Regions from separate parts of the Homo sapiens genome. Here region 2 is linked to region 1. Evidence: read pairs that join two places in POLR2A ChIA-PET (ENCODE). Cell type or tissue: OCI-LY7. All regions are shown on one strand. Each heading gives the region's core, and the rest is flanking DNA. Links, peaks and the distances in the headings are about the cores only. Region 1 holds the start of LOC107984952 (a long non-coding RNA gene). Region 2 overlaps ARMH1 (armadillo like helical domain containing 1).

What was found. Peaks named below come from ENCODE experiments on the same cell type or tissue, not always from the same donor. Only the 100,000 strongest peaks of a DNase experiment are listed, where the experiment ranks them.
Region 2: POLR2A ChIA-PET joins it to region 1 with 11 read pairs; 6 of 35 experiments call an interaction of 5 or more read pairs at or near these places.

What each region holds. Positions count from the first base shown.
Region 1 is chr1:44,814,768-44,826,123 of GRCh38, forward strand. PTCH2 (patched 2) reads right to left here. Exons shown (of 22, transcript NM_003738.5): 20 at 8,476-8,618; 21 at 8,302-8,401; 22 at 7,171-7,902. The coding sequence ends at 7,648. LOC107984952 (a long non-coding RNA gene) reads left to right here and starts at 5,712. Exons shown (of 2, transcript XR_001738036.3): 1 at 5,712-5,795; 2 at 6,464-7,227. It overlaps BTBD19 (BTB domain containing 19), which reads left to right. Exons shown (of 8, transcript NM_001136537.3): 8 at 1-818. It also overlaps the pseudogene RNU5E-6P. RefSeq lists enhancers at 4,332-4,988, 4,803-4,902, 4,933-4,982, 4,989-5,645, 6,302-6,959 and 1 more and a silencer at 4,893-5,612. In OCI-LY7, for the core only: a CTCF peak has its summit at 4,800; DNase peaks (open chromatin) are centred at 4,974 and 5,454; H3K4me3 peaks cover 2,035 bases; H3K27ac peaks cover 2,230 bases.
Region 2 is chr1:44,687,907-44,704,970 of GRCh38, forward strand. It overlaps ARMH1 (armadillo like helical domain containing 1), which reads left to right. Exons shown (of 12, transcript NM_001145636.2): 2 at 1,770-1,997; 3 at 9,196-9,264; 4 at 10,157-10,323; 5 at 13,017-13,213; 6 at 16,183-16,267. The coding sequence starts at 1,792. It overlaps LOC105378690 (a long non-coding RNA gene), which reads right to left. Exons shown (of 5, transcript XR_007066059.1): 4 at 13,273-13,689; 5 at 408-688. Among named protein-coding and RNA genes, the nearest start is that of ARMH1, 22 kb to the left of the region's middle. In OCI-LY7, for the core only: a CTCF peak has its summit at 7,189; DNase peaks (open chromatin) are centred at 7,165, 9,035 and 10,365; H3K4me3 peaks cover 1,352 bases; H3K27ac peaks cover 4,129 bases.

The DNA of each region.
Region 1 (11,356 bases), core at 876-8,875:
GGTCTCGAACTCCTGACTTCATGTGATCCGCCAGCCTCGGCCTCCCAAAGTGCTGGGATTACAGGTGTGCGCCACCATGCCCGGCCTCAGCTCCTTCTTTCATTCCAGACCTGCCCCCCTGGAGATCGCTCCCTGAATGCCCCTCAGACACCACAGGCTCGGCGAGAAATTGATCTCCCCAGCTTTTCCCCAGCTCTGCCCCCATCGTGTTTCTCATTTCCGTGGACACCCACGCCAGAAACCTGGATCTCATCCTTGCCTTATCGCTCTTCACACCTGCCTTAGGTCTCTTTTTACCTTGTAAGAGACCTTAAGAGACCTTTCCAGTTGGTTCAGTTCTCTCAGCCCCAGGTTCAACCTGTCCTGTCTGACACGTCTCACAGCCTTCCTGCCTTCACTCCAGCGCCCCCTCAATCCATTTCCCACAGTGCAGCCAGACCTGTTTTTGATTGTCAGTCCTATGGGGCTTAAGTCCTGGAACATCCCATTGACCTCCAGGACAAAATTCAATCTATTTCACTTTCAGGGCACTCAAAACTACTAGTGAGTGGTTCCTCACCTCTTCTCTCAAATACAATCTTTGTATAAATTCATTTATCCTGGAGGTATTAGTCCTCTAGCTCCATACCTTACTCAGTTACTGCAGACCCCTCTGCTACCTCCTTCATTCACTATACATCTTGTTTTCCCGAGGATGTGAATCTCCCTCAAGAAAGATCCCTGGGGCCTGGAGTGGTGTCTTACTCGTTTCTGCTTCCTCAGTCTCTGTCAGATAATCAGTGCTATGTAAATGTTAAGTAAATGACTTTATTTATTTATTTATGACACAACCTTATTCTCACCCAGGCTGGAGTGCAGTGGTGCAATCTCGGCTCACTGCAGCCTCAGCCTCCCAGGCTCAAGTGATCTTCCCACTTCAGCCTGCTGAATAGCTGGGACTACAGGCATGTTCCATCACATTCGGCTAACTTTTTTTTTTCTTTTTGTAGAGATGAGGTCTCCCTACGTTGCCCGGGCTGTTCTCAAACTCCTGGGCTCAAGCAATGGTCCCACTCCGTCCTCCCAAAGTGCTGGGATTACAGGCATGAAGCACCACCACACCCAGCCTATTTCCTCATTTAAATGCCACTTTATTCCATGAAGAGTTTTAAAGGAGCTGCAAAGCAAGATACTGTCAATCTAAAATGAGAGACAGTTGACTATTTAGAAGAAAATAAAGTTAGATTTCTATCTCAGGGACTTCATACAAAAATATATTGTACAGGAGGCCAGGCACCGTGGCTCACGCCTGTAATCCTAGAACTTTGCGAGGCCGAGGTGGGTGGTTCGCCTGAGCTCAGGAGTTCGGGATCAGCCTGGGCAACATGGCAAAACCCTGTCTCTAAAATACAAAAAACTAGCCAGGTGTGGTGGCACATGCCCGTAATCCCAGCTACTTGGGAGGCTGAGGCACGAGAATTGCTTGAATCTGGGAGGCGGAGGTTGCAGTGAGCTGAGATTGTGCTACTGCACTCAGCCTAGGCAACAGAGTGAGACTCTGTCTCAAAAAAAAAAAAAAAAATATATATATATATATGTATATATATATATACACACACACACACACACACACACATAGATGTGTGTGTATATTATATATACACATAGATGTGTGTGTATATTATATATACACATAGATGTGTGTGTATATTATATATACACATAGATGTGTGTGTATATTATATATACACATAGATGTGAGTATATTATATATACACATAGATGTGTGTATATTATATATACACATAGATGTGTGTATATATTATATATACACATAGATGTGTGTGTATATATATACACATAGATGTGTGTGTATATTATATATACACATAGATGTGTGTGTATATTATATATACACATAGATGTGTGTGTATATTATATATACACATAGATGTGTGTGTATATTATATATACACATAGATGTGTGTGTATATTATATATACACATAGATGTGTGTGTATATTATATATACACATAGATGTGTGTGTATATTATATATACACATAGATGTGTGTGTATATTATATATACACATAGATGTGTGTGTATATTATATATACACATAGATGTGTGTGTATATTATATATACACATAGATGTGTGTGTATATTATATATACACATAGATGTGTGTGTATATATATTGCACAGGGATTAAAGATAGTTATTTAGCATTATCTCTCGACAGAAAATGTGCTTACTCAGTAGTACATGGCAGCATTGATTGGATAGTGGAAATTGAAAATCATCTATACGTCCATTACCAGAGGACTGGTTATATTAACTATGGTATATTCCTGTAATATTTAAAAAATCCATGATCTTTGGTGAAAAAAGCACAGAATAGACCAATTACAGCATGATTCCTCTTGTTAAAAGAAAAAAGGTAGCATAGTGATTAAGAGCGTGTCTCCTGGAGCCAGAATGCTTGCATTTGAATCCCAGCTCCGCCACATATTTTCTTTGTGATTAACCTTTCTTTGCCTCAGCTTCCTTATTTATAAAATGGAGATAATGGAACCTATTTAGTAGAGTTTTTAGGAAGATGAAAATAATTTCATAAAATACTTAGAATTGTAGTGGGACAGATTAAATTCTGTATATGTGTTTAGAAAACATATTCATTCATTTGTTCCACAACTATTCATTGAGTGCTCACACACTAGACATTGATTTACGGTCATGGAATAAGTACATCAGACAACAAGTCAAGTCAAGTCTTTGCCTCATGGAGCTAACATTCTAAGAGGAGAAACATGCAGTAAACAAGTAAAGAAATGTATGCTCTATTCAGGGAGTAGTTTGTGCTATGAGGAAAAGCAAAACAGGTTGAAGAGATAGCTATGTGGTGGGAGTGGGACTATTTCGTACAGGGCACTGATTGTAGACCTCTGATGAGATAACATTTGACAAGAGATCTGCAGGGAGCTATGTGTCATGGGGGAAGGCATTGGAGGGTTTTGTGCAGGACAGTGATGTGTGATCAGATTTAGTTTAAAAGAATAATTTGGGCTGGGCATGGTGGTTCCTGCCTGTAATCCCAGCACTTTGGGAGGGTGAGGTGGGCGAATCACTTGAATCTGGGAGTTTGATACCAGTTCGGGCAACATGGCGAAATCCCGTCTCTACAAAAAATACAAAAATTAGCCAGTGTGGTGGCACGCGCCTGCAGTCCCAGCTACTTGGGAGGCTGAGGTGGGAGAATTGCTTGGATCTGGGAGGTGGAGGTTGCAGTGAACTCAGATTGCGCCACTGCACTCCAGCCTGAGATTGTGCCACTGCACTCCAGCCACTGCACTCCAGGAAGACCCTCTCAGAAAAAAAAAAAAAAGAATTTGGCCGTTATGTGGAGGACTGGAATTGAGAAGGGCAAGAGCGAGGTAGAAGAGTGGTCTAGGGAGAACAGTTAGGGGCTATTGCAATTATCCAGCAAGAGATCTTGGACCAGGATGGCAGCAGTGGAGGTGGTAAAATGTGGTTGGATGAAGCGTACGCTTTGAAGGTATCAACAGGACCAGCTGATGGAAGGGAGTCAACAGGACTAGCTGATGGCTGTAAACTGGGGGGTCACTAGCTATCAGATGGCATTTACTTAAAGCCATGGAAGTAGGTGAGCTCCCTTATGGAGAGGGAATAGGAAGGAGGTAGACCATTCTATCAAAATGCTCTTTCTACAGGGCACTTCTCACTGAGATATTATTTATCTGGGATTTATATTATTTATTCAATTTGTTTTGTGTTTGGTTCTATTAGAAAAGCTCCATAGGGGCCGGGCACGTTGGCTTTTGCCTGTAATCCCAACACTTTGGAAGGCCGAGGCAGGCGGATTACCTGGGGTCAGGAGTTTGAGACCAGCCTGGCCAACATGGTGAAACTCTGTCTCTACTAAAAACACAAAAATTAGCCGGGCGTGGTGGTGCGCCTGTAATCCCAGATGCTGAGGAGGAGAATCGCTTGAACCCGGGAGGTGGAGGTTGCAGTGAGCCGAGATCGCGCCACTGCACTCCAGCCTGGGCAACAAGAGCGAAACTCCCTCTCAAAAACAAACAAACAAACAAACAAACAAACAAAAAACAAAAAAAAGAAAGAAAGAAAGAAAAGGGCCAGGTGTGGTGGCTCACACCTGTAATCCCAGCACTTTGGGAGGCTGAGGCAGGCGGATCACGAGGTCAGGAGATCGAGACCATCCTCACCAACACGGTGAAACCCCGTCTCTACTAAAAATACAAAAATTAGTCGGGTGTGGTGGCGGGCGCCTGTAGTCCCAGGTACTCCGCAGGCTGAGGCAGGAGAATCGCTTGAACCCGGGAGGCGGAGGTTGTAGTGAGCCGAGATTGAGCCACTGCACTCCAGCCTGGGTGACAAAGTGAGACTCCATCTCAAAAGAAAAAAGCTCCATAGGAGAAGGAACCTTGTCTCTTCACCACATAAACTGTGTTTGGATTCGCAATCGAGTTGGGAAAAAAAAATCAGTCTGGAAGAGCCACACCAAACCGCTAACAGCTACTGTCTCTGGGAATAGAACAAGGAGTTTGGTTGGCGCGATATACCGCCCCTGAACCTCTAGCCACAATAAGGCTTAATTAATGACCGGACGACTTGAAAGCGCCTTCCACTGTTTATCTCTTAAATCTGCAACGAAATGCAACAAAAACGCAAGAAATAAACAATAGAAGCCAGTCTTACTGCACACTGCAGAAGCCAATAAACCCCAAATGTAGCTCAAAACAAGGTGTCACGCAAACTTCTGATTTTTTTTTGTTTTACACTGAATCTCTGTCACTCTGACTAGAGGGCAGTGGCGCGATCTCGGATCACTACAACCTCCGTCTTCTAGAGTCAAGAGACTCTCCCGCCCCAGGAGTCTCTGCCACTCTGACTAGAGGGCAGTGGCGCGATCTCGGATCACTACAACCTCCGTCTTCTAGAGTCAAGAGACTCTCCCGCCCCAGCTTCTCCAATAGGTGGGATTGCAAACAGGCACCACCACGCCCGAATAAGTTTGTGAACATTTGGTACAAATAACAAATGACCAAGTTCCTTGGTTGTAGTTGCCTAACTTTTAATACTTAAAAATGTAGCCTCAGGAAATAAGAGGCCTCAAAAAATTGAATAAAAACTCACAACTTTCTCTCCACGGAAATCTTTAGTAAAAGGCGAAAGATTTATGCGCTTTGAAGAGAAACCCGAGTATATTCGTGACTTCCGCTTCGAACCTCGCAGGGAGAACTAACACTTAACACACTTATGGTTGTTGGATGCCTGCGTGGTACGCACTCCCTATATGTAGTTTATGCACACAGATGCGTGTAAGAGGCATCATGCTCTAAAACAGTGCAGAAATGCGCGCACAGAGGGAGTGCAAGCATCTTGAGGGTATCTTTTCGTGGTGCACCATGGGTATGCAAATCACAGGCGGCTCCGGGCTGTTCCGCGCCACCGGGGAAGCCATGGGTCACTGATCTCCTTTGCTCTCCTATGCTCCTCTCTGCTGGTCCTCCTGGGACCCGCACCCCGTGGGCGGCGCCGGGTGCGGAGTCCTTTGCGGAGCTGGTGTTCGTCCCAGGGGTTAAGGTCCTGTCCCGCCGTCCTTACCCGCAGTAAGCCTCCGGGCTTAGAGAGAGGGACGGGGAAACAGACGGGCACAGACACTCAGGGGCACTGGGACCTCACAGGAGGCACGACCCCACCCCTCCTGGAGGAGATGGCATCCGATCCAATTCACCTCGAAGGGTGATATGGGGTCACATCAAGGGGAGGTGAGAAAGTGTTCTAGGCAGAGGGAATGGCGTATGAGAAATTAGGGACCCGAAGACCAATTCAGCCTGTCCAGACAGTGGCGCTCCGTGTGTCTGATGAGGGGGTGCTGGGGTGGGAGGCAGAGGCTAGATCTCCTCGGGCCTGGAAAGATGAAGATGAGGAGGCTTAGTGAGGCTGGCTAACTTGCCCAGGGTTACTCCGCTGGTAAGTGGCACTGAGGGCTGACCCCCTTTGCACTATTCTGGCCTGGTGAGCTCTCTCTGCTCCACCTAGAAGGCCCTTCTTGGTGACCCAAACACTGCTGGACCCAAATGCAGCCTCCCTCCCTTGGGCCTGCTGGTTGCACCCCCTACTCTAGGTTCTCTGCCAACTACCCGCTTCTCTTGAGCTTTTTAGGCATTTTAGCGTGGATTCAATTGCAATAGGCGTTTTTTGTTGTTGTTGTTTTTGTTGTTGTATCTTTTGGTCAGAACATGATTTCCTGGCCTTTGTCCAGGTGGGGTGGGATGTGAGAACGCATTGTTCCTGGGGTGGGATCATTCCTGGTGAGTGGGTGGTTGGAGCCCAGGGTCTATGTGAACTAGACTATGGGTCCTAAGCTATGGCTGGGAAGGGGCAGTTGCAAACCTCCCCACGCCTCTAGGTGAGGCTCTGTGCTCTATTCCAGGGCTGTGGCCACTCTTCAAGGCCTCTGCTTAGTGGAGCTGTTCAACTTTCACAGAACAAACAACTTACGCTGTGTCCTCACTAACTGCTAGCACCTCAGTTTCTGAGCAGTTCCCGCAACTGATCCACTGGCTGACTGGCCAAAGACACCTCTCGGCTGTCAGGACAACCAACTTACAGAGGCCTTTGCCTTGGAGGTTGCTCTGGAACCTGGCTCCTTTCCCTGGGTCCACAAACCTCCTGAGAAGCTCCCCAGACCCTGTTGACCTCTCTCTGCTTCAACTGGCTGCTTTCCTGATCTGCCTCCACCTCGCCTTCCACCTGCTGCATGGCTTTGCCCCTCTGCCTTGCCGTTTCCCGTGCGGGTGAAGCAGGTAGGTGGAGGTGAGTCTGGAGAGACGGGCAGGCTGGAATATGGTGGCTCTGAAAGCCACACAGTGGGGTTCTTTTTTTTCTGCTCTCGGTCTCCAGATTGAACCCAGTAGGATTTCACACCAACAAAATTTGTTATCGTTTTGTATAGTAAGCACTTAATCCAGATGATGTTACCAAGTATATGACAAAAATCCAGAATCTGGGGTCTTTTCCACCCAGAACTAGAGAAGCTAATACCTCAGGTCCTGGCACCAGAGAAGCTCCTTCCAATAGCTAATGTTCACTTGCAAACTCCCCACTCTGTCCAAAAAAAAGCACTGAAGTCATCTGAGATTAGTTCACATAGAATATATTTCATTCTTTAAAAAATAAAACTTTCATCATAGCTAACATGTATGTATACTACAAAAATAGACATTTTCATATAAATAATGGATGTGGTAGGAGGTGGGCAGGGATATGGAGAGCCTGCCCAGGAGTCACCAGACGGAAGGGTGCTGGAGGGTCCCTCAGGCTTGGTCAGCTGGGCAGGCAGTGGTGTGGGGTGGGAAGGGGGACAGGGCTGCACTGCAGCCCCAAGTGCCAGCTTTCACTCTCAAGTGACACAGATACAGGCTCACACAGGCCTGGATGTGCAAATCGGTGGCTGTTCTGTATGGATATCAGGGAGGCCCATGACAGCTGGGTCGGGAGAGGGGATGCAGCAGCAGCAGGGCCCTCCAGGGGTCCATCCTGCGTCTAACACCAGACCCAGTGCTTCCCAGTGACCCCACACGCCCCACACATGGTCTCTGTGCTTCAGCTGCTCTTTCACCCAGTGGCTGGACCTGGTCCCCTGGAACTGAGGTTGCCAGAGCTAGTGGCAGCAGGGGACCAAGGGGGCTCATCAGGGGCTGGATGGATGTAGGCACCAGGCAGGGGGGGTGGGTGGATGGCCACGGTCATGGAGGTAGTCACTCTGGCAAAGCTCTGGGGCAGGGAGGAGGATGCCCCCCACCTAAGCCCGCCTCCCTGTGGAGCTGGTGGACTCAGGATCTCTGGGCTTTCCTTGTACATCTGTATCACCTGTGGGGAGACACCAGCCCCAGTAAGCCCACGGGCCCCTGGGGCTCCCGTCCCCTTTAGCATCTCGCTGGGGATTACCATGACTGTTGGGAAGCTGGGGCCCTTGTTGGTCTCCAGCAGGATATGAGAGCTGGCAGGCGACAGGATGTTGAGGCCTGGGGCAAACCCTGCACCTTGTTCTGGATCCTAAAAGTCTAAGGTGGGTCCCATGAAGAAGCCAGGAGGGCTGAGGGGCAGGAACATGGTGTCTGGGGAAAGGAGGAGGCTGCCACCTTCAGCTGGTGGCACCTGTTGGGGAGGTACCTGTCTGTGGGCCACAGGGCTCTGTCCCTTCCCTTGCCTCTCCCTACCCCGTCCCTTGGGCTGGGAGTAGAGGGATGGTGCCGAGGGTGTGGTCACCTCTGGCGGCGGGCCCAGGATGGACAGCAGCACAGGCAGCAGCACGAGTCCATGGAGGAGGCCCAGGAGCGTGAGCACTGTCAGCGCCGCAAAGAAGTACCTAGGGGTAGGGTGTGGGGGGAGTCAGCCCAGGCCTGTCCTGAGCCCTGCCTCCCTGCCCCGAGCCCTCCCTACCTTACAATGAAGTCAAAGTGGGAACCAGCAAGCATGAGCAGACCCAGCAATGTGGAGATGGCCCCATCGGTCACGGGGGCAAATGTGTGCTCAAGGGCATGGGCGGCCCGCAGGTTCCGGCTGCCCTGGGTGGTCAGGAAGCCCTAGGAAAACAGAGTGGTCCTGGAGCTGCTCCTCTGCCAGTCATGGCCAGCTCAGCCATGTCCCGAGCTGTATCTGTCTTCAGAGCTCAACGATACCTTGGCCCACCAAAGGCTGGGTGAACTAAGTTCATGGGAACTGTACAGGGAGCATGCGTGAGTCCTTTTAGGTAACACTGTATGGATGGGTTTGGTGAGCTTAGACACAGAGACACGTAGAAAATAGGGTACAGCCTGGGTGACAGAGTGAGACCCTGTCTCTTAAAACAAACAAGCCCGGGCACGGTGGCTCATGCCTGTAATCCCAGCACTTTGGGAGGCTGAGGTGGGTGGATCACCTGAGGTTGGGAGTTCCAGACCAGCCTGGGAAACATGGCAAAACCCTGTCTCTATAACAAATACAAAAATTAGCTGGGTGTGGTTGTGTGTGCCTGTAGTCTCAGCTACTTGGGAGGCTGAGGTGGGAGGATCGCTTGGCCCAGGAGGTGGAGGTTGCAGTGAACCGAGATTGCACTGCTACACTCCAGCCTGGGCGACAGAGTGAGACCCTGTTTCAAACAAACAAACAAACAAACAAACAAACATAGGTTGGGCAAACTACAGCCTGTCACTTGTTTTGTAAATGAAATTTTGTTGAAACAGCCATACCCATTGGTTAATGTATTGTCTAGACAATTTTGTGCTTTGATGGCAGAGTTGCAGCAGAGACTCTATGGCCTACCAAGCCTGAAATAGTTATTATTTGGTCCTATAAATAGAAGAAGTTGGCCAACCACTAGTCCATCTAGAAGAGGGACATCAAAGTGATAACAGTTACTTCTCAGAGTAGCGTTTCAGAGGATTTCTAATTCTTCTTTTGTACCTTTCTGCATGCTGGCTTTGTTTGTTTTCAAGGATCATATATTGTTTTTATAATCAGAATAATAATAGAGATATTTGGTGGGGGGAAAGGAAGGGAGCTGTTTGTGGAGTCTGGCTGGTCTGTGGGTCCCCCCTTTCCTCTGCCAGAGAATATGCAGCCCTGGGCGAGGCCCTCCTTGGTTCTGGCATCTCTGTATCTCTGGTATCTTTGTAGAACCCCTCCATTAAGCCCACATTGCCATCCCGCTACCATCCCATTTTTTTTTTTTTTTGAGACAGGATCTTACTGTGTTGCCCAGGCTGCAGTGCAGTGGTGTAATCATGGCTCACTGCAGCCTCAAACTCTGAGGTTCAAGTGATCCTCCCGCCTCAACCTCCTGAGTGGCTGAGACTACAGGCACGCACCACCATGCCCAGCTAATTATTTAAAAAAAATTTTTTTTCTTTGAGACGGAGTCTTGCTCTGTTGCCCAGGTTGGAGTGCAGTGGCGCAATCTTGGCTTACTGCAGCCTCTGCCTCCCAGGTTCAAGCAATTCTCCTGCCTCAGCATCCTGAGTAGCTGGGATTACAGGCACCTGCCACTACGCCTGGCTAATTTTTGTATTTTTATTAGAGACGGGGTTTCACCATGTTGCCCAGGCTGGTCTTGAACTCCTGGCTCAAGCAATCCACCAGCTTTAGCCTCCCAAAGTGCTGGGATTACAGGTGTGAGTCACCATGCCTGGCCCATCCCACAATGGTTCACAGTAAAACCATTCAAAAGAATCATTGATTCCCATTTTCTCATCTTCCATTCTGTCTTTAACACATTCCAGACAGGATCTTGTCTACTCCTCTCTACTGAAATGGCTGCTTATTTATTTGTCTACTTATTTACTGTCTATCTCTCTCTTCTTTTTTTTCTTTTTTTGAGATGGAGTTTTGCTCGGTCTCCCAGGCTGGAGTGCAGTGGCATGGTCTCGGCTCATGGCAACCTCCACCCTCCCGGGTTCAAGTGATTCTCCTGCCTCAGCCTTCCAAGTAGCTGGGATTACAGGCATGCACCCCCACACCCAGCTAATTTTCATATTTTTAGTAGAGATGGGGTTTCACCATGTCGGCCAGGCTGGTCTTGAACTCCTGACCTCAAGTGATGTGCCCACCTCGGCTTCCCAAAGTGCTGGGATTACAGGCGTAAGCCACCTCACCCAGCCCTTATTGTCTATCTCTATCCCTAGAATATAAGTTCCTTGGAGGTAAAAAACTGTATTGCTATTATATCCCGTATTCTTTTTTATTTTTATTTTCCAAATTCTTTTTTGAGATTGAATCTTGCTCTTTTGCCCAGGCTGGAGTACAGTGATGTGATCTCAGCTCACTGTAACCTCCGCCTCCTGGGTTCAAGTAATTCTCCTGCCTCAGCCTCCTGAGTAGCTGGGATTACAGGCATGAGCCACCACGCCCAGCTAATTTTTGTATTTTCAGTAGAGACGGGGTTTTGCAATGTTGGCCAGGCTGGTCTTGAACTCCTGACTTCAGGGGATCCGCCTGCCTTGGCCTCCCAAAATGCCCCAGCATCATCCCAATTACAGGCATGAGCCACTGTGCCCAGCCCAAATTCTTTTTTTTTTTTTTTTTTGAGACGGAGAGTTTCACTCTTGTTGCCCAGGCTGGAGTGCAATGGCACGATCTCAGCTCACTGCAACCTTCGCCTCCCAGGTTCAAGCAATTCTGCCTCAGCCTCCAAAGTAGCTGGGATTACTGGCATGTGCCACCACGCCTGGCTAATTTTTTGTATTTTTAGTAAAGACAGGGTTTCACCATGTTGGCCAGGCTGGTTTCGAACTCCTGACCTCAGGTGATCCACCTGCCTCGGCCTCCCAAAGTGCTGGGATTACAG
Region 2 (17,064 bases), core at 3,937-11,936, 120 kb before region 1:
ATCGCTGGGTGCATCTCTAATGGCACATTGAGTTTTGATACTAGAAAGGGTCCATTTAAGGCAGGGCAAGGGCACACGGTGCTTTCCTGCCTGATAAAGCTAGTGGTGGTGTCTCAACCCCACCTCCCTGGGGTCTAGAACAGCCATTCACCCCCATTTTCTTGATGTCAGTTTGGCAACTGAAGGCAGCCACAGCCTCCCTAGGTTATTCTCAGATTTATGACTGCAATGGCATTCACAGTGATTGATGCAGGATCCCATGAGGGGGTTTGGTCATTTTTGTGTTCAGGTTGGTCCGCAGTCATTCACCTGGTTCTTAAGGCCAGCTAGATTTCGTGGTTATCTCCATCCTGGAGGCTGCGTGGACGCCCTTCTGGAAGCACGCATCCCATGTCCTCTGGGGAGTAGTAGAGGTTGGTGTGTATGTATGTCTGTCTCCGCATGCCTCAGATTATTGCTTCCTAATAAAATTCTGATAGCTGGGCCCCATCAATATCTCAAATACATGTGAGGAAATGTTAATTTAGAATCAATTTTAGGATGTTTCAGACTGTAAAGTCCTTTTAACTAGATCTCTGGCGAAGATGTAGAAGCACTTTATGGGACTGTAAATTTCATGTTGAACAGTCTTCGTGAAATACACATCTCTCCTACACACAAGCTGTTCTCTCCATATCAATCATGGCCCCTGCAAGTAATGTTTCACAAATATTCTGTAAATCACAGAAAACTCCATGATAATGTGAAATATGACTTTCACTTGTCTGTTAGACAAAAGAATCACACATGCCTCTCTCCCATCAGCACTAACATTTGTTATGGATAATAACACTTTCAATCACAACTATTTTTGGAAAACAGGTTTATCTTAAACCTTCCCTCCCCCCACTGAAAATACTCTCCCAAGGACACAGACTCCTACAAACCACAGCCCATTAATCCAACTATGGAATGGGAACATTTTCTTCCCACTAACTTTTTTTTAAGTTGTTTTTAAGAGTTAGTGTAAAAGCCCGAGGTACAAGGTTAAGGAGCACTTTAACTTAGGTGATTGGCATAAGAGGGAGGCCATGTCTCTCAAGACCTCAAGCCTCTGACCCTGTATGAAGTAAGCCACAAGAGAGGCCCAGATTTTGTTTGTTTCTTGTTTTTCTTTTTTTAATTTTTGTGTTTTTTTAACACAGTCTCACTCTGTCGCCCAGGCTAGAGTGCAGTGGCGCGATCTCGGCTCACTGCAACCCGCCTCCCGGGTTCAAGGGATTTCTCCTGCCTCAGCCTCCCAAGAGCTGGGATTACAGGTGCCTGCCACCACGCCCAGGTAATTTTTTGTATGTTTAGTAGAGACAGGGTTTCGCCATGTCAGCCAGGTTGGTCTCAAACTCCTGACCTCAGGTGATCCACCTGCCTGGGCCTTCCAAAGTGCTGGAATTATAGGCATGAGTCACCACGCCCGGCCTTGGCAAGCACTTTTATCTCAGCTGGATGCTCTGGTCTTTTAGTTGCTGGCATCAGTAGGGACGCCAAAGAGCTAAAATTTTAGTTCTTAAAGAGCAGACATTTAGCACACTGATATTCTTAATCCCATTACACTCCAGCTAGAGCCTCCCTGTTCAAGCAGCAGGTGACCAGTTCTAGAGTATATTTTGCGCATAACTACATCCATTTGCATGATAAAGCCACACCCTGCCTGCAGTTGATTGCTAGAAAAATAATGGAGTTGCATGATTCTAAACATTCCGGTAACCTGTCTCTTTTCCCTCCCTCTGTAGCCAACTTCAGGACTGATTGATCATGACTTCTATAAAGGAGCAGGCAGCAATTAGCAGGCTCTTAAGTTTTTTACAGGAGTGGGACAACGCTGGCAAAGTCGCAAGGAGTCACATCCTCGACAAGTTCATTGAAACCAACCAAGGCAAGACTGCCCCTGAACTGGAGCAGGAGTTTTCCCAGGGAGCCAGTTTGTTCCTGGTACGCTTGACCACCTCGCTTAGAATCACGTATCCTTTACTGAACAGAAAAAAAAAAATTAGGCACCGGGCACGGTGGCTCACGCCTGTAATCCCAGCACTTTGGGAGGCCAAGGTGGGCAGATCACAAGGTCAGGAGTTCGAGACCAGCCTAACCAACATGGTGAAACCCTGTCTCTACTAAAAATACAAAAATTAGCCAGGCGTGGTGGCAGGTGCCTGTAACCCCAACTACTCAAGAGGCTGAGGCAGGAGAATCACTTGAACCCGGGAGGCAGAGGTTGCAGTGAGCCGAGATCATGCCACTGCACTCCAGCCTGGGCAACAGAGTGAGACTCTGTCTCAAAACAAACAAACAAACAAAAATTAGGCAGCCTTCAAAAATGAAAAGGAGAGGAGATTGTCAAAGGGGTTTTCTCTTGATTCTGATATTTTAGAACAGACATCTGGTGTTTAAAAAAAAGTGATAAAAAAAAAATCCTTAGAGTCAAGAACTCTCTCAGCTTCCTGTGTTCCCAACCTATAATTGTATTTCTTTCTCACCCCTAACCTCTTTTGCTCCCATCAGAGTTGAAGTAGGTATACCTTCTGTCTAGGGCTAATCCTCTATTTGTACTGCACTTGAACCCTTTCCTATCTCCTTATTCTTTCTCTCCTATAGCTTTCACCTTTGCCTCATAACCAGCGTTTTTTCAGCATTTATATATGCTGAAATCTCTTCTACTTTAAAAAATAAAATTGAATCCCTGTTTCAAATCTATATTCCACCCAACCCCAATTTCTGCCCTTCATGGTGAAGCTTCTTTTGTTTGTTTGTTTATTTGAAACAGAGTCTCTCTCTGTGGCCCAGGCTGGGGTGCAATGGCACAATCTCAGCTCACCGCAACCTCTGCCTCCCCAGTTCAAGTGATTCTCCTGCCTCAGCCTCCTGAGTAGCTGAGACTACAGCCATGTACCACCACACCTGGCTAATTTTTGTATTTTTAGTAGAGACAGGGTTTCACCATGTTGGCCAGGCTGGTCTCAAACTCCTGACCTCAAAATGCTGGGAGTACAGGCATAAGACACCGCGCCCAGTGAAGCTTCTTGAAAAGGTTGTTGAGGGGCGGGGCGCGGTGACTCACGCCTGTAATCCCAACACTTTGGGAGGCCGAGGTGGGCGGATCACCTGAGGTCAGGAGTTTGAGACAGCCTGGCCAACAAGGGAAACCCCGTCTCTACTACAAATACAAAACTTAGCTGGGCATGGTGGCACATGCCTGTAATCCCAGCTACCCGGGAGGCTGAGGCAGGAGAATCATTTGAACCCGGGAGGCGGAGGTTGCAGTGAGCCAAGATCGCGCCATTGTACTCCAGCCTGGGCCACAGAGACAGACTCCATCTCAAAACATTTTTTAAAAATTATAAAAATAAAGGTTGTTGAGTCTCCCTGTCTCCACTTCCTCTCCTCCCTTTTCTCCACTTGCTGCCATCTGACTTCGGTGCCTCCCACTCCACTGATGCAGGTCTTGCTAAGGTTACCCATGTTTTTCCAGTTGCAAAACCCAGGGACTGCATCCTCAGTCCTTATAGGTGACCTCTCAGTGGCATTTGTCAATCAACCTTTCCCACTTCTCAAAACACTCCTGGTTTCTCTGATACCGATTATCTTGGTGTCTATGCATTTCCCGCTCTTCTTCAGCCACCCCTTAAATGCTGTTCCTTGGGATTCCATCCTCGTCCCTCTTCTCTACTCACTCTCAGATTCTCCCTGAGGGACTAGTTCATTGTCAAGATTCAACACCACTCTTGTATGAGGGCTTTCAAATAAGTATCCCTGCCCAAATTTCTCTCTTGAATCTGAGTTCCATACCTATATATCCAACTATTCCATACCCATATATCCATCTTCACTCATATGCCACAAGATGAGTGTCACATATCTGACTTAGTAAACTAGGGGAATATGGTGCCATTATGTGGAAGAGAACATAAGAAGAGGAGTAAGCTTGAGGGTAGATAAGCTTGTTTTGGGACATGTTGAGTTTGAGATGTCTGTGCTCAGGATCCCTGGAGGCAGGTCAAGGCTAAAGACAGATCTGGTCACCGTCAAGGTGATAGTTCAAGTTATAGGAGGATTTGAGGATATTCCTGCTCTGTGTGCCCATAGCACTCTACAGATTTATCTCAGACCCTTTTATTGTATATTTCTGTCCTTGCCTGAACCCTCTCGCCTTCTCTAAACCCCTTCCTTGACCCATGCACAGTGACTTACACCTATAATCCCAGCTACTTGGGAGGCTGAGGAGGGAGGATCACTTAGGCCTTGGAGTTTGAAGCTGCAGTGAGCTATGATCACACCGCTGTGTTCTATCCTGGGCGATGGAGCAAGACCTCATCTCTATAAAAATAAATAAACCCCCTCCTTATTTGACCAACTCCTACTCTATTATTCAGGTCTCAATTTAAACATCACTTTCTCAGGAAGCCCATTTCTGAGTCCCAGGCTAGCTTAGGTTCCCTTCTTATATATATTCATAGACTTCCTCTGCCTTAATAATCATAACATTTTATTGTTATTACCTGCTTAATATCTCTCTTTCCCCCCACTGGATTTTAGATCCAGTGGGCAAGAATCGCATCTGTTCTACTTATCTTTATATTTCTAACATGTAGCACAATGCCTGGCACATGTTTGCTGAGTAGAGGAATGAATGACCCAGCATCTGCAGCTGGGAAGAATTAAAGGTTTAAGTAAACACTGCTCTCTTTCTTACATTTAAGTTATTGATAAAATTATTTTTCAGACTCAGGCCTGTAACACAGGCCAAAGGGAATAACCATGGAATACATCTGTAGGTTTACCCAAATGTTCTTTTTTTGTTTGTTTGTTTGTTTGAGACAGGGTCTTCCTCTGTTCCCCAGGCTGGAGTACAGCAGCACAATCATAGCTCACTGCAGCCCCAAACTCCTGGAGACTCAAAGGATCTTCTCACCTCAGCCTCCCAAGCAGATAGGACTATAGGCGTGCACCACCACACTCAGCTAATTTTTCTGTTTTTAAAATTTTTTTAGACACGGGGTCTTGCTATGTTGCCCAAGCTGGTCTCAAACTCCTGGCCTCATGCGATCTTCCCACCTTAGCCTCCCAAAGTGCTGGGACTACAGGTGTGAGCCACCACACCCAGTCTGTTCTCAAATATTATTGTGCATAAAAGAGGTTTAAAATGCAGATTACCAGTTACCTATCCACCCACACTCCCAAGGTTCTGCTTTAGTAGATTGAGGGTGGAACCCTGGACCCTTATTTCTAACAAGTACTCTGTGTGGCTGTAGTGCCAGTGGTCCCCGGGTTATGCTTTGAGAAACATTGCTGCCTATAACCTGGCTCCTGTCCCCACAACTCATGACACTAGCCTCACCAAGTCCCTAGCTTTGTGGCCAAATCTAGAGTTCCTTTTTCCTTCCTTGTCTTACTGAACAATATTTTCCACTTGGCCACAGGGTGAGATGAGTAAGCCAGGGTGGTACAGGTGCAGGGTCAGATCCTGTCTATTTAACACTGTGATGTCTTATTCATCTCATCATGGATTTGTTGTTGTTGTTGTCTGAGACAGAGTCTCACTCTCACTCTGTCACCCAGGCTGGAGCACAGTGGTGCCATCACAGCTCTGCAGCCTCAACCTCCCGGGCTTAAGCCATCCTCCCACCTCAACCTCCCAAGTGGCTGGGACTATAGGCATGCACCACCACATCCCCAACTAATTTTATTATGTTTTTGTAGAGACAGGATCTTGCTGTTGCTGTTTCCCAGGCTCATCTCAAACTCCTGGGCTCAAGCAACCCTCCCACCTTGACCTCTCAAAGTGCTGGGATTATAAGTGTGAGCTACCATGTCTGGCCCATCATGGACTTTTTATATTAATTTGATTGTTTTAAATAGTGCATTGAAATATTATGTGATTACTGAGTTTTTTGGTGCCCCTTTTAATTTCAGACCCCAAGCAAGTGCCTCCCTCACCTCACCCTAGTCCTGGCCTTGCTTGACCACTGCCCCCTCTTAAGCTGTCCTCTCTTCTACCTTTTCCCGCTGTTTCTCAGTTGCTATTGCAGGATCTCTCCCACTCCAATCCCCCACTTAAATGTCAGTGTGTCTGAGCATTCTGTGCTTTTTTACTTGGTCATTGCACTTATTACATTAGGCATTACATCATTCTTCTTCATTTCTCAAGTGCCAATCATAGTGCCTAAAATTTAGTGGGTACTCAGTCAGTGCTTACTAAATGAATGAACCATGCTTTTACTGAACAGTTGTAGATTCAGTGTTCTACACCTAGAATTATTCATAATTCCCTAACTTTTTGCAGCCTTGTCGTACAACAGATAAAATAGACTGCGTGATGTGATAACAGTGTTTTGAATTAGCAAACCCACTTCTCCTACTCAGCCCTCCAGTTATGGTGGATTTTGGAGGAAAACAAGTCAATATAATAGCATCACAGCATCATTATTTTTTGCAAAATTGACTACCACATAGTCCCAATAAGCCTAAACCCTTTTTTCAACCTTGAACTTTCAGAATAGATCAGTAAAACTAAGGATTTATGTATTAAATGATAAAATTAGTTACCATTTATTGAGTCTTTTTCTTTTTTTCTTTTTTTTTTTTTTTTTTGAGACAGAGTCTCACTCTATTGCCCAGGCTGGAGTGCAGTGGTGCAATCTCGGCTCACTGCAACCTCCGCCTCCCAGGTTCAAGCGATTCTCCTGCCTCAGCCTCCCGAGTAGCTGGGATTACAGGCATGCACCACCGTGCCCAGCTAATTTTTATATTTTTAGTAGAGACGGGGTTTCACCATGTTGTCCAGGCTGGTCTTGAACTCCTGACCTCAAGTGATTCACCCTCCTCAGTGCTGGGATCCCAAAGTGCTGGGATTACAGGTGTGAGCCACTGGGCCCAGCCTATTGAGTCTTTTTATGTTCTAGGCACTGAGATATATACTGTACAAATATTATGTCATTTGGGCCTAACACCCAGCCTAATAGGTGATTGGTATTATTCCATTTTATAGATAAGAAAGATGAGCCTTGAAAAGGTTGAGTAATTTACTAGCACATGGTAGAGATAAAGTTAGAACCGGGTGTCTGTCCGAAAGCCTATACACCATCATGTCTCCTACTCAGTGGACCGTGCAGACCACAGCTCCACCTGCGACACCACACTGGGAGTTCATCTGCAAAGCGCCCTCCCTCCATTTGTCTACAAGCCAGAAGGCCTAACAGTAAGAGTTAGAATCCTAGTCAGACTGCCTAGGTTCAAATCCCGGTTCCAGCAGTTCACTGTGGGACCTTGGACAAGTTATTGACCTGAGATTGTTACCTCATGTTACTCAGGAAGTAAATGGAAATGCTAATAGCACCCACTGGAGGGCCATGGTGAGGATTATTTGAGACAATGCAAGCAAAGCAGTTAGCACAGTGCCCCGCACACAATAGGAGCTGGTACTTGTTAGCAACTGCTGATCTTGTGGCCCCAACATTGCTCCTTCATCCCCTGTTCTCTAGATCCAGGACTCAAACCATGTGTTCTGGAACTAATTCCTGGAAATAATAGACCAGAAATATGTATAGTGAGTGACTATGAAAACAAGACTAGCTGGGTGTGGTGGCTCACGCCAGTATCTCAATACTTAAAGGGAGGCAGAGGCAGGAGGATCGCTTGAGCCTAGAAGTTCAAAACCAGCCTGGGCAACATAGCAAAACTCCATTCTCCACAAAAAGGAAGAAAAAAACAAACAAAAAATAAAGCTGGCATGGTGGCTCACCTCTGTAATCCCAACACTTTGGAAGGCTGAAGCAGGAGGACTGCTTGAATTTACAAGTCCGAAACTAGTCTGGGCAACATAGCGAGACCCCTGTCTCTACAAAAAATACAGAAAAAAAATAGCTGGGTATGGTGGCACGTGCCTGTAGTCCCGGCTACTCAGGTGACTGAGACAGGAGGATTGCTTGAGCCCAGGAGTTCAAGCCTACAGTGAGCTGTGATTGCACCACTGTGCCCCAGCCTGGGCAACAGAGTGAGACCCTATCTCAAAAAAAAAAAAAAAAAGACTAGCCCAGGACAGAGGAAACAGAAGGTGACAGAAACAAAAGTTGGCCAGCCTAGCCTGAAGAAAAAGGGGAGAATGCACTGAGGAAGGAACAGGGGCAGAAGTTGAGGGAGCAGGGTGGGGACAATGTAGGAATAAAAAGACCACCGTGTGGGCTGCTGCCTGGCCCCAACTATGGCAGCAAGAGGCAGGGGAGCCTGGCTCCAGAGCCAACACTATTTTTGCAGTAAAGAGCCTTTCCTAATGAGCCAATCTGTCTCTACTTCTATTGGCATCCTGGGAACCAGGGTGCAGCAGAGATAATTTGCTTCACACACCCCCCGCCCAAACAAAGCACCATTACCTCCAAACCATTACATTAGCCTTTATCAGCCTTGGAAGCTCTCAGTCATCCTCCATGAGCTGCAGTAATTTCAGCTAATTTCTTAAGTGTTCTAAGAGCCTCTGATGTGTTATGAGCCTAGTAATTGTTGACTGGTTCCTTTTCTGTTGTGGCTTGATTTCATACCTTGTATCTGAGCTGATGCGTGCTTTGGGTACTTTATTATAATGAGGCTTTTTGCAAAGACTCACATTAAAAAATAACATTAAATACTGAGGTTGTTTTAAATCAGAGTTTAATTTTTCCACCATCTCCTATTATTCTTATTAGGAAGCCAATTCTTCATAAGGATAGTGACCTCCAGTGTAAAACTTTGAACAAGTACAAAAATTGAGAATTAATGATGAAGCTGGTTCTTTTTAGGGAAATCTAAGAATGAGGCACAAAGTCATGAACTATGCTGACACCAAGGATGCAATGGGCATGGCTTAGAGAGCTTTGGGATATTGACCCCCAGCCTTCTCCAGGGACCCTTAATTCATCAGAGCCTCCTTGTTCCCTAGAAAGCCTGTAAGAGCCAAGGTGGCTGAACTGCCACAGAGGAGCTTCCTGGAGAACAGTGAACAGCCAGCACCCTCTTCCCCCAACCCTGTGTGTACTGCCACTTCCCCTTCCGCTGGTAGCTCCTCTCAGGGTAAAGAGGCACAGTTCAGCTACTTGGCCACCCTGGGCCCGGGGTGGTACCAGAGATCAGGCACGGGCTCTGGCTTCTGTGTGAAAAACCACCCTGAAACTCACTCTTTAACGTGTCATACAGCTATATGACTGACTCATGTTTAGAAAAGCTTCTCAGGTCCATTGGCATCTTCTTATCAGCTGTAAGCAGGTGAGTTCTGTTCTAGCGTGATTCTGGGGGTCTCAGTGGCATCTCAGGCTCATGATGTCTTTGGCATTCACACCACCCAGGGCCACGGATTCCTGTTAGCAGTGGGTTCCTTGTAGCTCTTGGGATGGGCCCAGAGGTAATGTCCACCGGGCTCCTGCTCTAGTTGCTCCCCCATCCCTTTCTCTCCAGTGGCGCTTCACTAGTCAGCACCCTCTCGGTTGTGAATTACAGAAAACCAACTCATATTGGACTCAGAAAAAGGAAAATTAGTGGCTCACTTAACTGGAAAAACCCAGAGGGTAGAAATACATATTTCAGCCCTAACTAGATCCAGGGCTCAAACAATGTCATCAGTACTTGGCCTCCTTCTCTGTCTTTTCCCCCATTTCTGTCTCTTCTCCTCTGTGTTCATAGACCTCTGTATGCCATGGTCCTCAGGAGCTCTAGACATACCAAAAACAGAGCAGATCCTTTCCACAGCTTCCCAAGAAAGTCCCAGGCTTTGAGCCTCATTGGACCAATTTAGGTCCCATGCCCAGCCCCAAACGAACTTCTGCAGTCAGAAGGGTGACATACCCTGTCACCTCCTCACCCCACCAAAACTACATGGCCCATGAGTGGCAGAGGGGTGATTCCCCAAGTGACAGTTGAGGTGGTATTACAAGAAGAAGAAGAGATGCTGGAATGGCAAAACCAAGAACTGTCCCTAGTATGTAATTCCAGTCTTTCCTGCTGGAAGGAAGAATTTCCACACTCGTATCACTTTACCTATGGACATTTCCTGGATAGGAGGGCAAAGTATGTAAAGAGGGGACCTTGGGATCTCTTTGAAAGCTCAGTGCAAAGGAACTTGACAAGAGTTTTATTTCTACTTTTCTATCCCTCTGGACAGTAATCGGTACCTTATAGAATTTCTTGAGGTTGGAGGTGTCCTAACCCTCTTGGAAATACTTGGGCTAGAGAAGATCAAGGAGGAGGCCAAGAAGGAATCTGTCAAACTACTTCAGGTTATTGCGAACTCTGGCAGGACATACAAGGAACTCATTTGTGAAAGCTATGGTGGGTACTGTGTGTGACAAGATGTGTCTCCCTAGGGGCCTGAATGACATGGTGGCAGAACCCACCACTGCTATAGGAAAAACACATCATGAAACTGGTTGAACAGGAAGCTTTTTGTGCTCCTGTCCATGTCACCACTGGAAGACCCAGATTTATGATTCTCCTGATTCATCATTTGCTCACATTTTTCAGTAGTGGTTTTAGAAATACTTCTCCTTTTTAAATATATCCTCTTTCAGGCATCCATTCAAAGATTTGTTGAGCTGTGGCCCAATATCTTTTGTGAAATTGAGTTATGAGGCCGGGCGCGGTGGCTCACACCTGTAATCCCAGCATTTTGGGAGGCCAAGGCAGGAAGATCACCTGAGGTCAGGAGTTTGAGACCAGCCTGACCAACATGGAGAAACCCCGTCTCTACTAAAAATACAAAAAAATTAGCCTGGTGCAGTGGTCGGGGCCTGTAATCCCAGCTACTTGGGATGCTAAGGCAGGAGAATCGCTTGAACACAGGAGGCAGAGGTTGTGGTGAGTTGAGATCACACCATTGCACTCCAGCCTGGGCAACAAAAGTGAAACTCCATCTCAAAAAAAAAAAAAAGAAATTGAATTATGAATAACTCAAGAAATAAAATTGAAGGCCAGACGCAGTGGTTCACACCTGTAATCCCAGCACTTTGGGAGGCCAAGGCGAGTGGATCACCTGAGGTCAGAATTTGAGACCAGCCTGGCCAACATGGCAAAACCCCCTCTCTACTAAAAATACAAAAATTAGGCCAGGCGCGGTGGCTCACGCCTGTAATCCCAGCACTTTGGGAGGCAGAGGCAGTCGGATCACGAGGTCAGGAGATCAAGACCATCCTGGCTAACACGGTGAAACCCCGTCTCTACTGAAAATACAAAAAAAAATTCAAACGCATGGTGGCACGCACCTGTAATGGCAGCTACTTGGGAGGCTGAGGTGGGAGAATCGCTTGAACCCGGGAGGTGGACATTGCAGTGAGCCGAGATCGCGCCACTGCACTCTAGCCTGGGCTACAGAGCAAGACTCCGTCTCAAAAAAAAAAAAAAAAAAAAGGAAATAAAATAAATTTGAAATAAAATTATTGAATACCTACTGTGTGCTAGGTATATGCCAGGTGCTAGGGATACAAAAATGAATACAATATAATCCCTGTCCTCAGACAGTTTAGAGTCTGGTGAGAAAAGTAAATAATATAGTTTTTATTTTTTTCTTTTTTGAGACGGAGTCTCACTCTATCGCCCAGGCTGGAGTGTGGTGGCGCAATATCAGCTCACTGCAACCTCTGCCTCCTAGGTTCAAGCAATTCTCATGCCTTAGCCTCCCAAGTAGCTGGAATTACAGGCATGCGCCACCATGCCTGGCTAATTTTTGTTATTTTTAGTAGAGACGGGGTTTCGCCATGTTAGCCATGGCTGGTCTCAAACTCATGAGCTCAAGCGATCCACCCACCTCGGCCTCCCAAAGTACTGGAATTACAGGCATGAGTCACCGCACCCTCAATAATTTTAATATAGTCCATGAAGTGAGGCATGTAAAAGAGATGCCATCCCCCACATCTCCCTTTTTCCTTTTCTTTTTCTATTTTTTTTTTTTTTTGAGTTGGAGTCTCGTTCTGTAGCCCAGGCTGGAGTGCAGTGGCACGGTCTCAGCTCACTACAACCTCCACCTCCCGGGTTCAAGCGATTCTCCTGCCTCAGCCTCCCCAGTAACTGGGACTACAGGCGCGTGCCACCAGACCCAGCTAATTTTTGTATTTTTAATACAGACAGGGTTTCACCATGTTGGCCAGGCTGGTCTCGAACTCCTGAACTCAAGCCATCCACCTGCCTTGGCCTCCCATAGTGCTGGGATTACAGGCGTGAGCCACAACGCCTGACGAACATCTCCCTTTTTCAAAGCACTTCCCACCCTGCATTCTCATCAAGGTTCTCCTGCCTGTCTACCCCATGGCCTCTCGAAGCCTCAGTGTCTTCATCCATAAAGCGGGAGAAACACCTTCCTCTTGGTATGGTTTCTGGGATTAAGTGAATTAGTATTTGTAAAACCATTTTGCAAACTGCTGAGTGCTATACAAGTGTTATCATGGCCGGGCGCCGTGGCTCACGCCTCTAATCCCAACACTTCGGGAGGCCAAGGTGGGCGCATCACGAGGTCAGGAGATAAAGACCATCCTGGCTAACACTGTGAAACCCTGTCTCTATTAAAAATACAAAAATTAGCCAGGCCTGGTGGCACACACCTGTAGTCCCAGCTACCTGGGAGGCTGAGGCAAGAGAATCGCTTGAACCTGGGAGGCAGAGGTTGCAGTGAGCCGAGATCGCACCACTGTACTCCAGCCTGGGCAACAGACAGAGACTCCATCTCAAAAAAAAAAAAAAAAAAAGAGTTATCATATAGCAATAAAAAAATGCATGTTTTATTTGTAAATTGTGCAGAGCCATTTTAAACTTTAAAACAGATTTTGACATGCCTATGCTGAAATAAAATCCTCCAGCCACATAACTCTAAGGTAAACAAGACAGTGATGCAACATGAGAACCAGGCCTCAATTTTGCTTTGGTTGAACAGGCTTGGTTGAAGAGCTTTTAATCCTATTCATATTATATAATCTTGAGTGGGGATTTTTTCATAAATCCCTTCCAATTTAGCATTTCCTCTCTTCTTTGCTCAGGTGTACGATCCATAGCAGAATTTTTGGCAAAGTCTAAGTCAGAAGAGACCCAGGAGGAAGTGCAGGTTCTGTTGGATTCTTTGGTCCACGGCAATCCCAAGTACCAAAATCAAGTGTATAAAGGTCTAATAGCTTTGCTGCCCTGCGAGTCCCCAAAAGCCCAGCAGCTGTCCCTGCAGACTCTCAGGACTGCCCAGGTGAGCCAAGGCTGCATGCTCCTGTGGTTCTGATTCAGATGCAATAATCTTACAATTACCTTCCGCAGTTGCTCTCCACACAGGCATGAGAAACGGAGCTCAGCCTCCCACTGCATGTCTGTTGTTCAATCAGCGTTACTTCCAGAAGGCCAAGGTAGGGCAGAGAGTTCATGCCTCCCAGCAGAGTGATTTGTCCTGTTTACTTAAGGATCAGAAAGATGTTGGCAGACTTAAAAGTGGTTGAGACAAGCAACAAGGATGATGAAAGGGCTGTAGAAAAGATTAAAGGAGTCGATTTGATAGGGAAAGAATAATGGTGCATTTGTAGACAGCATGTAAGTGAAGAGGCCAGATCTCCAGTGCTGGGGAAGGCTTTTTTTTTTTTCTTGTTGGCTTTTGCCCTTCTCTCAGACAGTACCCTCGGATGCAAGTGAAAACCGAATTTGGGGCACGGTGAGCATACGAAGACATCGTACCTAGTAAAGAGGGGATAGAGGCTTAAAAAGTGGCTTTAAGATGAACCATCAGACCGGGTGCAGTGGCTCAGGCCTGTAATCCCAGCACTTTGGGAGACTGCAGTGGGTGGATCACTTGAGGTCAGGAGTTTGAGATCAGCCTGGCCAACATGATGAAACCCTGTCTCTACTAAAAATACAAAAATTAGCTGGGCATGGTGGTGCACACCTGTAATCCCAGCTACTTGGGAGGCTGAGTTCAGAGGATGGCTTAGCCTGAGAGGCAGAGGTTACAGTGAGCCAAGATCATGCCACTGTACTCCCTGGGCAAAAAAGTGAGACTCGTGTCAAAAAAAAAAAAAGGCAAATTCAAAAATAATAATAACTGGCTGTGGTGGCATGTGCCTATAGTCCCAGCTGCTCGGGAGGCTGTGGTGGGAGGATCGTGTGAGCCCAGGAGTTCGAGGCTGCAATGAGCTATGATGGCACCACTGCACTCCAGCCTGAGTGATAGAGTGAGACCCTGTCTCTAAAACAATTTTAAAAACAGATCAGATTATCATTATTATCTTATTTCCACAGTTCCCAGTTATTAAGTGCCTCATACATGCCAGCCACTGTGTTAGGGGCTTATCTACACGCTCTCTCTTAGTCTTCACTATAGCTGACGGAGGCAGATACTATTCTCCCTTTTTCAAAGATGGTGGAGCTGAGCTCAGGAAAGTGTGTTAAGTGACTTACCCAAGGCCGCATGCTAAGTAAAAGGTGTTTACCAATCGAGAATTTAAATCCACCCTCTCCTACGTCCTTATTCTTTCCACATACCACTCTGCCTCTTCAAAAAAGGGCAATGACAGGGCCGGGCGCAGTGGCTTACTCCTGTAATCCCAGCACTTTGGGAGGCCGAGGTGGGTGGATCATGAGGTCAGGAGTTCAAGATCAGCCTGGCCAGCATGGTGAAACTCTGTCTCTACTAAAAATACAAAAATTAGCTGGGCGTGGTGGTGTGTGCCTGTAATCCCAGCTACTCGGGAGGCTGAGGCAGGAGAATTGCTTGAATCCAGGAGGCGGAGGTTGCAGTGAGCCAAGATTGTGCCACTGCACTCCAGCCTGGAGACACAGCGAGACTCCATCTCAAAAAAAAAAAAAAAAAAGAAAAGAAAAGAAAAAGAAAGAGGGCAATGACAGTGATAGAAGAAAAATAGGGTTGGAAAATCAAGGGAAAAGAGTTTCCGTAAGGAGGACATGATCAGCTGGGGTCAGATGCAACAAAGTCATTCAGTAAGGGTAGAATAGAAAGATAGTCCCAGCAGGAAAAGTTTTGGTGAGTTAGGAGACTGTCTATGGCAGGAAAAATTAAATCGCAGCAGCCCATCAAAGGATGAATAGGGGATGAAGAAGTGGCTTCTCTTGGGAGGCTTAGATGTAAAGGGAAAAAAGAGCAATAGCAAAGGAGAAGACAGAGTTGAAGGACGATGTTGTTAAATATGGATGAGCTTGAGGATGTTTAATGCTAAAAGAAAAGAACCAATGCATGGGTAAAGTTTGAGGAGAGAGGAAAAAGGGGGCTGTCTGATGGGATGAGGTTCCTGAGGAAGAGAAGATTTTAGGATCTTGAATGAGTTCCATTCTCCTTGCCCTGTGTCCTCTCTCCCCCAATCAGAGTAGCCGGCCTTGTTCCTGCACCTCTAGCAGGTAGCCTCATTTAATGCCTCCTGAGCTAGAGAGTTCAGTGGCAGCCTCAGCCTAGGCCCAGTGACTCACCACTGCCCTCCCTCCCTCTCCCCATTCACCCAGGCACCTGGCTGTTTGGAAGTCTGCGTTTCCTTTCTAACAGGTAGACAAGATCTAAAGACTAACCACCTTGGGCGGGCACAGTGGCTCATGCCTGTAATCCCAGCACTTTGGGAGGCTGAAACGGGTGGATCACTTGAGGTCAAGAACTCGAGACCAGCCTGGTCAACATGGGGAAACTCCGTCTCTACTAAAAAAAAAAAAAAAAAAATTAGCTGGGCATGGTGGCGGGCACCTGTAATCCCAGCTACTCAGAGGCTGAAGCAGAAGAATCGTTTGAGCCCAGGAGGCGGAGGTTGCAGTGAGCCGAGATCGCGCCACTGCACTCCAGCCTGGGTGACAGAGTGGGAATACATCTTTTTCTTTTTTCTTTTCTTTTTTTTGAGACGGCTCTGTTTCCCAGGCTGGAGTGCAGTGGCGCGATCTCGGCTCACTGCAAGCTCTGCCTCCCGGGTTCACGCCATTCTCCTGCCTCAGCCTCAGGAGTAGCTGGGACTACAGGCGCCTGGCACCACGCCCAGCTAATTTTTTGCATTTTTAGTAGAGACAGTGTTTCACTTTGTTAGCCAGGATGGTCTGGATCTCCTGACCTCGTGATCTGCCCACCTCGGCCTCCTAAAGTGCTGGGATTACAGGCGTGAGCCACCGCACCCGGCCGGGAATCCATCTTTAAAAAAAAAAAAAAGACTAACCACCTTGTCCTGTTGTCTGTCTGGTCAGCCAATCATTGGGACCACACACCCCAGCATCGTGGACTGCGTGCTGAAGGTGCTGGGCACGATGCACCTGGAAGTCCAGTATGAAGGTAGGGAGCCTCCAGATTGCAGAAGGGGGCACCGAGAGCCAGACATATCAGCTCTCAAAAGCTTTCTCTTAGTCACAAAGAGCCTTGATGTTGAGTGTCTGAGACAGCCTTGGCAGATGGAAGATGCTGGTTCAGAAAATGTCAGTCACACCTATGCCTTGCGTCAACCACAGGGTGCCTAGGGTGCCTGAACGGTTACGAGAATCTGCCTGGGTCCAGAGCTGGCTCTGGCTCCCAGTCTTATGTGATGCTTCCTGGCTAAACAGAAATCACCCTGAGGAATGTCCTTCTTCTAAGAAACTAAACTGAATAGTCGTAGTATTTGGTTGGTTGTTTTTGCTGGGTTTTTTTTTTTTGAGGCAGGGTCTTGCTTTGCTGCTCAGGCTGGAGTGCAGTGGTACCATCATAGCTCACTGTGGCCTCAAACTCCTGGGCTCAAGATATTCTCCCTCCTCAACCTCCCAAGTAGCTAGGACCACAAGTGTGCACTACTACATCCATCTAACTTTTTAATTTTTTGCAGAAACGAGGTCTCACTATGTTGCCCAGGCTGGTCTTGAACTCCAGGCCTCAAGCGATCCTCTCACCTCAGCCACCCAAAGTGCTGGGATTACAGGCATGAGCCACTGCACCCGGCCAGGAGCTTTTATTTATTGAGAACTTTTTTTTTTTTTTTTTTGAGACGGAATCTCGCTCTGTCATCCAGGCTGGAGTGCAGTGGCGCAATCTCAGCTCACTGCAAGCTCTGCCTCCCGGGTTCACACCATTCTCCTGCCTCAGCCTCCCAAGTAGCTGGG